2 separate regions of the Mus musculus genome follow, and region 1 is linked to region 2. A link is a contact called in ENCODE Hi-C or POLR2A ChIA-PET data. All regions are on one chromosome and are shown on one strand. Each heading gives the region's core, a stretch centred on a gene start or an enhancer-like site at or near the end of the contact. The rest is flanking DNA. Distances are from core to core; before and after follow the strand shown. Region 1 holds the start of Klf6 (Kruppel-like factor 6). Region 2 has its middle 3.2 kb from the start of Gm35464.

Region 1 (4,428 bases), core at 174-2,673, 35 kb after region 2:
TCTTCCATACAATAGGCACGTGAGATAACTTTTCCCATCTTCGCCCCCATACATAGGCCTACAAACCTGACAAGCCTATGGTTCTGGCACATGCTTCTCTTCTAGACTTCGTAAATTAAACAGAAAAACTCCCCTCAGCTTATTTTACGTACTTGACAACTTTTAAAAGGATACTATTCATTAAAAATTATATTCGAAGTTGTTATAATTGGATTTTTATTCAAAAATTTTAGTCGCTCGTTTTTTTTTTTTTTTTTTTTAGATATCATGGTGTGCTTTGGTAGATAATTTGTATGAAAAAAATTGTCATCTTCAACCTAATTTGAATTGTTTACACATCCATGGGAAAGCCTGTTAACCTTGGTGAGACATCTCCGAGACTGCCTTCTACGAGATAAACAGATTTAAACCCCATTAGCAGCAAAATCTGCATCTTCTTTGAATTAAAACTGTGCAACAAGAAAAAGGGGAGTTTTAAGCTGTGAATGTCCAGGTCTCCAAGTACAGTGTGGCCATGGCGCCAGGTCACGGATGCGATCTTAAAAGCTGCATTTTCAACTTTTGAGTGGGTAAAATTCATTCCTGAGAACTGAGTGTTTTTGACACACTGGTCAGGTAGGGGGCTTTTGAGATGCTCTACCGTTTCCCCCTCTCTGCCTGCGTAAGAAGTGGGGGTATTTTGGTCTCAGGCTCCTGTCATCCTCCGTCCTAGACAGAAACTACCACACAGTGACTCTGGAGTACCAAGTCCCCCTGCTGTTCGGTCTTATTGTCCCATCGCCACAGGGAAACCTGCGGGCACGTTTGCGCCCACCCCGGGGCACCTCTGCATCTCTGAGTATGGAGGGGACTCCGAACAAAGAGAGAAATCAAGGGACCAAGGAGAATGGAGGGTCAGGGAAGGATCCGGGAACACGGGAACCCAGCGGGAGGAAATGAGGGGGATCGGGAATATGTCTGCTATCTTTGGTCTTTTTGGGGGGTGCCGGTCCGTGTGACCGGATCAGAAGGTGCAACCGGGCAGCCGGGCGGCGGGGACAGGTGCCCGGTTGCCCGGCTAGGCTCCCCCAGCTCCGGCCGCTCCGGCCGCACTTCTGCAACGTTGGGCTGTACACCTCCCAGCGCCGACTCCTTCGGTGCGCCGTAGCCCTCGCCTTATATACCCTGCTAAAAATAGCCTGTGAGACGTCTTTCCAATCAGCGCAGGCCGAGTTCGAATTGCACCAATAAGGAGGCCTTTAATGAAGAGGCTCGGTCACGCCAGGCGGGGCCGCTGTGTGTCCGCACCGGCGATTGGTGCGAGCTGACATCATCGTCGCGCAGCCCCGGGTACAGGAGCGGCAGGATTGGGTACCGTGGGGGGCGGAGCTCCAAGCTGGTCACGTGGGGGGAGAAGGGGGGAGCCAAGCGGGGGAGGAGGGGGGAGGCTGGCAGCGGAGCTTTGAATAGGGAAGTTTTGCAGGGGTTACGCTTGCAGTCAGTCCGCTGTTTGCAAATATTGCGTGGGCTCGGCGCGCTGCGGGCTGCGGGAGGGTCCGGACCCGGCGTCCGATTGCAGCGCCATCCAGTTTGCATGAAACTTTCACCTGCGCTCCCGGGAACAGTTTCTGCTCGGACTCCTGATCGTTCACCTCCCTGTTTTCCCGACAGCGAGGACTGTCTTTTCCAACCCGACATGGATGTGCTCCCAATGTGTAGCATCTTCCAGGAACTACAGATTGTGCACGAAACGGGCTACTTCTCGGCTCTGCCGTCCCTGGAGGAATATTGGCAACAGGTAAATACGGATTTTTTTTTTTTTTTCACCTGCCCGGTACGCCGAGGAGGGAGTCGCGCGGAGGAGCAGGCAAGATGGTGTGTGCTTGGAAGTGCATCTTTTTAATGATGATTAGCATTTGCCTAATTAAAAATATAAAGTAATGATCTTAAGATGTCCTTCTGCTGCCTGGAATGATGAAGGCACTGTAGAGCGAGCCTTCGGGAGCGAGGAGTAGAGTTGTCATTTGTGTGAAGGCGAGCTCTCCTTCCCACTACGTTTTTATTTCTTCATTTTTTTTTCGTGTTTTGCTAATTCCGAGCTTACGAGCAGCATACACCTGGGGGGGGGGACCCCAAATTATTCTGACCGATCCAGACCTGAGCCCTTGGCACAAGTTTGGGGTTTGTACCAGCTCCAAACTCCACAGCTGGACCCTGTCATACGAACGAGCTTGCCTTGACTACCAAAAGATTTGATTTAAGGATTTTGGTTTTGTTTTGATATTTGTATGTCCCAAATTTAAAAGTCTTAACATTTTGCTTGCGGAACGCAGTAGTTCTTTTTGAATTCAAGGCCATTTGCAGTTTCTTTTCCGTCTGGATAATTTCTTATCATTCACGTATGCCTGCCTTGTTTTTCTTACCTGCTTTTCTTGTTGACTGCGCGGCGGGTGTGTGTGTGTGGGGGTGCTGTTTGCACACAAGTGACTTGTCAGTCATATGACAATGAGTCCATTCCTAGTTGCTTCGGGTCTTACTTTGGGCAAGAAAAATCTCTAATTCCGGCATTTTAGTGGAACTAGAATTTGGGGCAACCGGAATAAAAGAAACACCCCCTACCCCTTCTAAGTCATAGGATTCTGTGAGTGGCAAAAATATTCTCAAACACTTTCACCATTGTCTTTAAAAACGATGATTCTGTGGCCGTCTCTCTACCCTTCTGGGTATTTTTTTTCCTCCAAGTGAATTAGCAGATCAAATAAATTCCGTCGGTTTCACAACCTCCCAGGCTTTAAAACCCAGGAAAAGCGAAGTGTTGGCTGAAACCTCCCCATGCCGGCTTAATTGTTCACAATCCTCTCTGCCTTTCTCTCCCCCTCTCCATTTTTCCTCCTCAAAGAAGCTGCTCCCTGGGACGTGATTGAAATTGATCTTAGTAGTTTCCTTTAGGCATTTGGGATTTGGGCAACTAGCCAGACTTGGCTCCTGGTCCCCTTCAGAGCCTTTTAAACTCCCAGAGAGCTTCGATCAGGTCCCCACTGCTCATCAGCATACTGGCGATTTTAAATTAGCCAGTTGATTAAAGTTTAACAAGATCTTCATAAATGTCTTCGCCATTTCTTTGGAACATCAATAATAGGTATCGCCGCTTCGATTCCTAATACTGTACACACTGTAACAGACATCGAATTTTGGGGGGAAATGGAAAACAGGCACCCCCTCTTCCTTAGCTTGCTTGTGCTTGCTGTGTGAGGCCGGGACTTAGGATGTGTATACTGTGATAGAAGGCACATTGTTTAGTAAGCTTTAGCCCTTTTGCTGGTAGCCTGTGCTCAAGATGGTCTGTACCCTGATAACATTTTTTTGTTGCAGTTTAGTGCCGAAATTTCTGTCTGTAGAATAGAATACACAGAGGCACAGACGGCCTTATATGGGCATGCAGGCAAAGCTAGTGAAAAATCAGGGCCTACATAATTGAATCCTAAAATCTTTCCTACCGTTTTTCTTTTCCAGTGGCTAGAAAGTTTGAGATGGTGGGGAGAGGGGATTGCTGATCTCTGCAGTGTGTAGCTCCTTGAAAGGTTGGTGGCAGGGCTGGGAAGGGGCACCCTGTTATGGCACACTGCATGTATATTTGAGCCGGGTCCTTATTTGGCTGCAGGTCAGAATTTCAAAAGGAAGTCTCCTTTGGCATTGCGTGAAAGAAAAAGGAGTGATGACTCATACTGTTGTACCCTTGGCCAGGAGATAAAGTCCTTGTTCATTGTGGGACTCCCAGAAGGGCCAGGGAGTAATTTCCCCTTTCCATCCTTTACAATAGCAGATAGCTACTCTGGAAGAATTCACTTCTGTTGTCAAGGTTTCTTGTTTCCCTGTGGCCAGTGCAAAGAAATCATTAAAGTTTGGTGGTATCCATAGTCCTGGACTTGGGAAATGACATTTAAAAATATGCATGTGTATATGTGTGTGTGTGTGTGTGTGTGTGCGCATATATATATATATATATATACATATATATATATATATATATATATATATATATGCATATGTATATGTATATCTCTTAGGTCCCAGCTACACAGAAAATGAGAGGTTTCTTTTCAAATGTATCGATGCCCATGAAGTGAATACAGACAGCTATCTGCTGCCTGTTCTCTGACTACAGCCAGCCCTATATTGTCAGCTGTGCCCCCCAAGTGGGTCTTCAGACCACACTGCACGCTGTGCAATATTTCTGTCCTGTTGGGTGAATACTCTTGGATGGCTAGGGCTCTCTCATTGATGCTCATAGTTCTAGAGACTGTCAGAGGATCTGGTTAAACCTGTTAGGTTGGTGGGAGGGGGAGTGATGTGTGTAAGGCTGGTTTTCTTTGTGTGGCTTACCAGGATCGTCATTAGAAATGTCAACACTTGTAACTATAACAACAAAACAGGCTTAGTGATCATCAC
Region 2 (4,261 bases), core at 345-2,844:
CCCTCTCTGAGCTGATTTTGTTTCCTTGTCCACCGTTCAAGCTCTTGGACCCTCTTCTCCTTTACTCCACAATTGTGTTTCCAAAGCTTGCTCCTGACTGCTGGTGCTGCTGGTCGACTCCTCGGCTACCTTTCAGCTCTTGTCTCTGTTTTTCTCATTTTTACGGAAGCTTCACCCACAGAGAATATAGGTTGAATTTAGAGAGGGGTGTGTGTGTGTGTCTGTCTGTCTGTCTGTCTGTCTGTGAGTACCTATGTGGGGTGGTATGTTAGAAGAAAGGTTGCTTGATACATAACAACAGCAGACATGCTGTTTTCTTTAAAAAAAAAAGAATTCTTTAAAGAAAGTCGAAGTAATGTTCTCTAATAGTCAGCTAAAGCCAAGGTTACCTTTAAAATGTTTGTTTTGTTTTGTTTTGTTTTGTTTTCTTAATCTCCTCTTACTACACAGTAGAACAGCAGTGGCCAGTTAAAAAGCATCCTGAAATTTATATTTTCAGGGTCCTGGTGGGCAGAAGGTGTTGGCATGGAGCCTAGGGCTTTACTCTGATTTTAACAGGTTTCGAGACACCAGAGCCTCCAGAGAAGTACTTTGTGGAGGCAAAGCAGGCCAGGTCCACAGCTAATCAACCTTGGATTCTGCCCTTTGAAAAACTTTGAAAGTGAATCTATTATACATGGCTAGGACTCCCTAGCAGAGATTAGTTGGACTGTGAAATATAAATATTTCATTGGTACTCTTTTGGAACTGTGCTAATGTAGTAGAGAAATTGCCAATTCTTAAACAAATCTTCCAAAACTATAGATATGGAAATAGTCACTTCATTCCACCAGACAGATAGAATTCCAACCTAATCTTCCATGTTTTCCTCATCCACTATAAGACTAAGGAGGGACCTACAGGGGGAACGTCCTAGAGATGTAGTTCACCATCAATTTACTTATGACTTGAACCAAAGCCACTGTGCTCAGCACTGCCTGTGGGCATCAAATTATTCAAGTAATGGGAGCAGCTAAGCCCACAAAGATACCTTAGTCCTGTGCCTGTTACAGCTTCCTGTGGGTATTTCCAGCTTTGGCTAAGTCACTTAAAGTGTTCACTGTATGAATAATATATTTTTGATTTGTCCTGCTGCCAAAAATATAGATATCCATGTTAAGGTAACTTTCTACATGACATACATAATCATAACCAATCATAACCAACACCAGGCTAACATTAAGCATCCTTGAACTCCTTAATAATAGGCAAGGCTCTGGGTAAATGTGCATAGTTTGGGTATCATTGGTGTGCCACGATTTCTCTATCATTGGATTTACCCTTCTGTTCCTCATTCCTTTCTGAATTTAAAGAGTTTCCTCATTCCATTCCAGAGGCTGTTGTCTCCTGCACTTTCCATATGACATCTACTCTGCATTTTTTAACGCTTGTTTGGGGTAAATTGAATTTTTCTAATGCAGCCTCGGGTTAAAGGTCTGCTGAAGTCATACATTTCAGTCTAAATTCCAAGGTTTTTCATAATCCTGCGCACACGTTCTGAAACTTTATCTCCCCCTTAAGCAACCCATGCCCCTCCTCCCTAAGGTTTCCTCATGATCTCATGGCCCAGGCATTTGGCTCCTGAGCTCTGGCCAGACCATTCCAGATAAAGGTGATTTGGAGAGGGGTAAGTGAAGATCTCTGCGAGGAGGGAGAGGCACTTGCACGTCAGCCCTCACTAGACTATCCAAGAGGGGTTTCGGTGTTTCCTTTCCCTTTAATTTCTTCTAGTTAGAGATCAAACAGACTCAACAGAGTGATAGAATCTAGCCACAGACACGTAAGATAAAAATAAGAGTGATACAGTGTACTTTAATTATTTTACAACTTTCCAGCATCTATAGTTCATGGTCAACTCTGCTTTAACTGACATTTCCTGTTATTGCTTTTCTGTAAGGAGTACTGTATTAGATTTCGGGTTTGAAGATAAAATATTCATCTTTTACCTAAACAAACATCATGACATAAAATTACCAGCTTGTTAGCCAAAAAGCTTTCTAAAAGATTGGATAGTATAGTGAAAATAAGCAGGATTTACAGAGGAGATAGCCGTCCAACTTGTATTTCTGTCTCTCTTTAAAAATATGTTCGCTGTAGGTGAGAACAGATGTTAACTGAACAACAAATACAAAAATCTAAATACTAAAATGTAAGTATCCACATAATAGGGTATATAAGTACACAAAACAGGTGGCCATTTTAGATATTGTTCTTATGTGGAATATTTAAATAATAGTTATTACCTGGCATCCAGAATCACCAGATACATTTATAATCATATGATCATACAATGTGAGACAGAATGAAGTGTATTTAAAGATTCTTTTCTCAGTTAACTAAAATAACCATGAAGTCTCAGATTTTTTGGGTTTTTGGTTTGTTTGGGTTTTTTTTTGGGGGGGGGCTGGTTTTGGTTTTTTGGACAGTGACCAGTAAGTAGAACAGAAACTATATGTATTATGTGACTCTTAGGAAGGAGTCAATAGCAAACAACATGTCCAGTTCTAGATTCTCACCTCACCAGTAAAGTTGCCTGAAGGAAGTCATGGAATTTTTCTTGGCCTCTGACTTTTCTGGCATCTCACAGGTACGTAGTCTGAGTCTGTGTCCATGCTGTTCTTAGGAGTGTCCATGAGATAAGAAGTCTGAGCAAATCTTGAATAGAAGACAATAATAAGGCACTCTATAGTCACTCCTCAAATCTTTGTGTCCTACTTAGAAAAATAACATCTAAATTGAAACAGTGAATCAAAACTTCCCCTCCTAGAGATATACAGGAATAGAAAGGCTTTTCTACATCTGTTATTCCTCATGGGAACAGCAAAGGATTACAGATCAATGATAGTTCTTGCCATCTATTAAGACTCTCCATTGTGACACAATCTCTATTCCCATTACAACGGAGGCTTTGTGACCAGGACACCTTTCTTTTCATCTAGTCTGTTTGAAGATCACAAGGCTGGAGGTTGAGCTTAATCCGGGGCCCATTTGGCCAACTATCTAATCAGAGTAGCTGATAGCTCACTAAATCACTTTTCAAGGAAGAGAAAAGAATTGTTGAACTTCTCAGAAACTAATTCTGTTTAGAATAAGAATATGCGACAATCCTTTTTAAACAAAGACTCACACAAAGAAACAGAATTATGACCCAGAGAAACACCCCATAAGCATCCACTAAGAAAAGAAGTCCAGATCATCAGACCTTAAGGTGATCGCTGTTGCAAGAGGCTGTTCCTCTTACTTGAAACCTGTTTGTTTCATTTCTTTGTGCTGATGGATCTTTAACAGTAGAAACATTAAGAGTCTTTTAATTTATGTCAAACACTATATTTAATAGACCGAATGTAGACATCAAGAAGCAAAGTTCAACTCAGAAGAGAGAAATGAGTAAGAAATTGAAAAATAATAATAATAACAATAATAATAATGTCATAACAAAAGCATGGGCTCTCCTGGAAGGGATTCACATAACATTTGAGGAGGCAAACAGATAGGGAGGGAAGAGAAGAGAGGAAGGGAGGGAACAAGAAGGAGTAGGAAAGATAGCACGGTGGTTTCAGAGAAAATACTGTTACTATATTTTTAATATTACTTTATTTACTTGTTTATCCATTTACTTATTATTTTTGATGCAAGAAGAGATGCCTAAAGTTTATGTTATGTAAGCATTTCATATCTCTGCCCAGTCTGATTGGCATCCTGGAATCAAATAGGGCAGCCTTGAAAGCAGATGACCAGATGACAAGTACAGATTCGTCAGGAACAAATGTCCTCTTTAGGTGCTTCCAGTGGAATTTATGATATATGCAAAATTTTTTGTACAGCACAAAAGTTGCTAAAAACATCAAAAAAAAAAAAAGTCACAGCTGTCTGTCTTCCAGAAAATCATGGGGTACTATCATGCCTTAGAAGAATATACTCATAATTTATTTGCACATAACTGTAACTTATTGGTCATATTTCTAAATATAGCACTGATTTATGAGCTGCCTTAGGAAATATTTACATGTTTTACTCTATCCCTTCAGAAAGGAAGTATATTTGCAAAAATCATGATGTTGACATCCCTATATCACAGTATCTAAATGGATTGTTGGGGAATGCCCCAAAAATAGTTTATGAAAAAAAAAATCTTCATTTGTCTTGCTTTATGTTGGAAAACATTTGCTTAGCAAATCCTCCACAGTGGATATATGCTGAAGGGACTTGTTATGGTATTTCA

What was found. A loop is a pair of places that touch in the nucleus more often than their neighbours do. ChIA-PET counts read pairs that join two places held with the same protein, here RNA polymerase II (POLR2A).
Region 1: a loop to region 2 is called in a map of heart, with 4 times the contacts of the local background. The contact joins the promoter of Klf6 here to the enhancer-like site in region 2. A Hi-C loop is called at or near these places in 1 of 37 maps with a recorded cell type or tissue (heart). POLR2A ChIA-PET finds 5 or more read pairs at or near these places in 4 of 5 experiments (Patski and embryonic stem cell).

Annotation. Positions count from the first base shown.
Region 1 is chr13:5,860,066-5,864,493 of GRCm38, forward strand. Klf6 (Kruppel-like factor 6) reads left to right here and starts at 1,424. Exons shown (of 4, transcript NM_011803.2): 1 at 1,424-1,777. The coding sequence starts at 1,574.
Region 2 is chr13:5,824,762-5,829,022 of GRCm38, forward strand. No RefSeq gene overlaps it. Among named protein-coding and RNA genes, the nearest start is that of Gm35464, 3.2 kb to the right of the region's middle. Within about 2 kb of position 1,595, at least 1 of the 3 ENCODE cell types and tissues checked has a DNase peak (open chromatin) inside an H3K27ac peak, as active enhancers do; it is heart, where a contact is called at or near this core.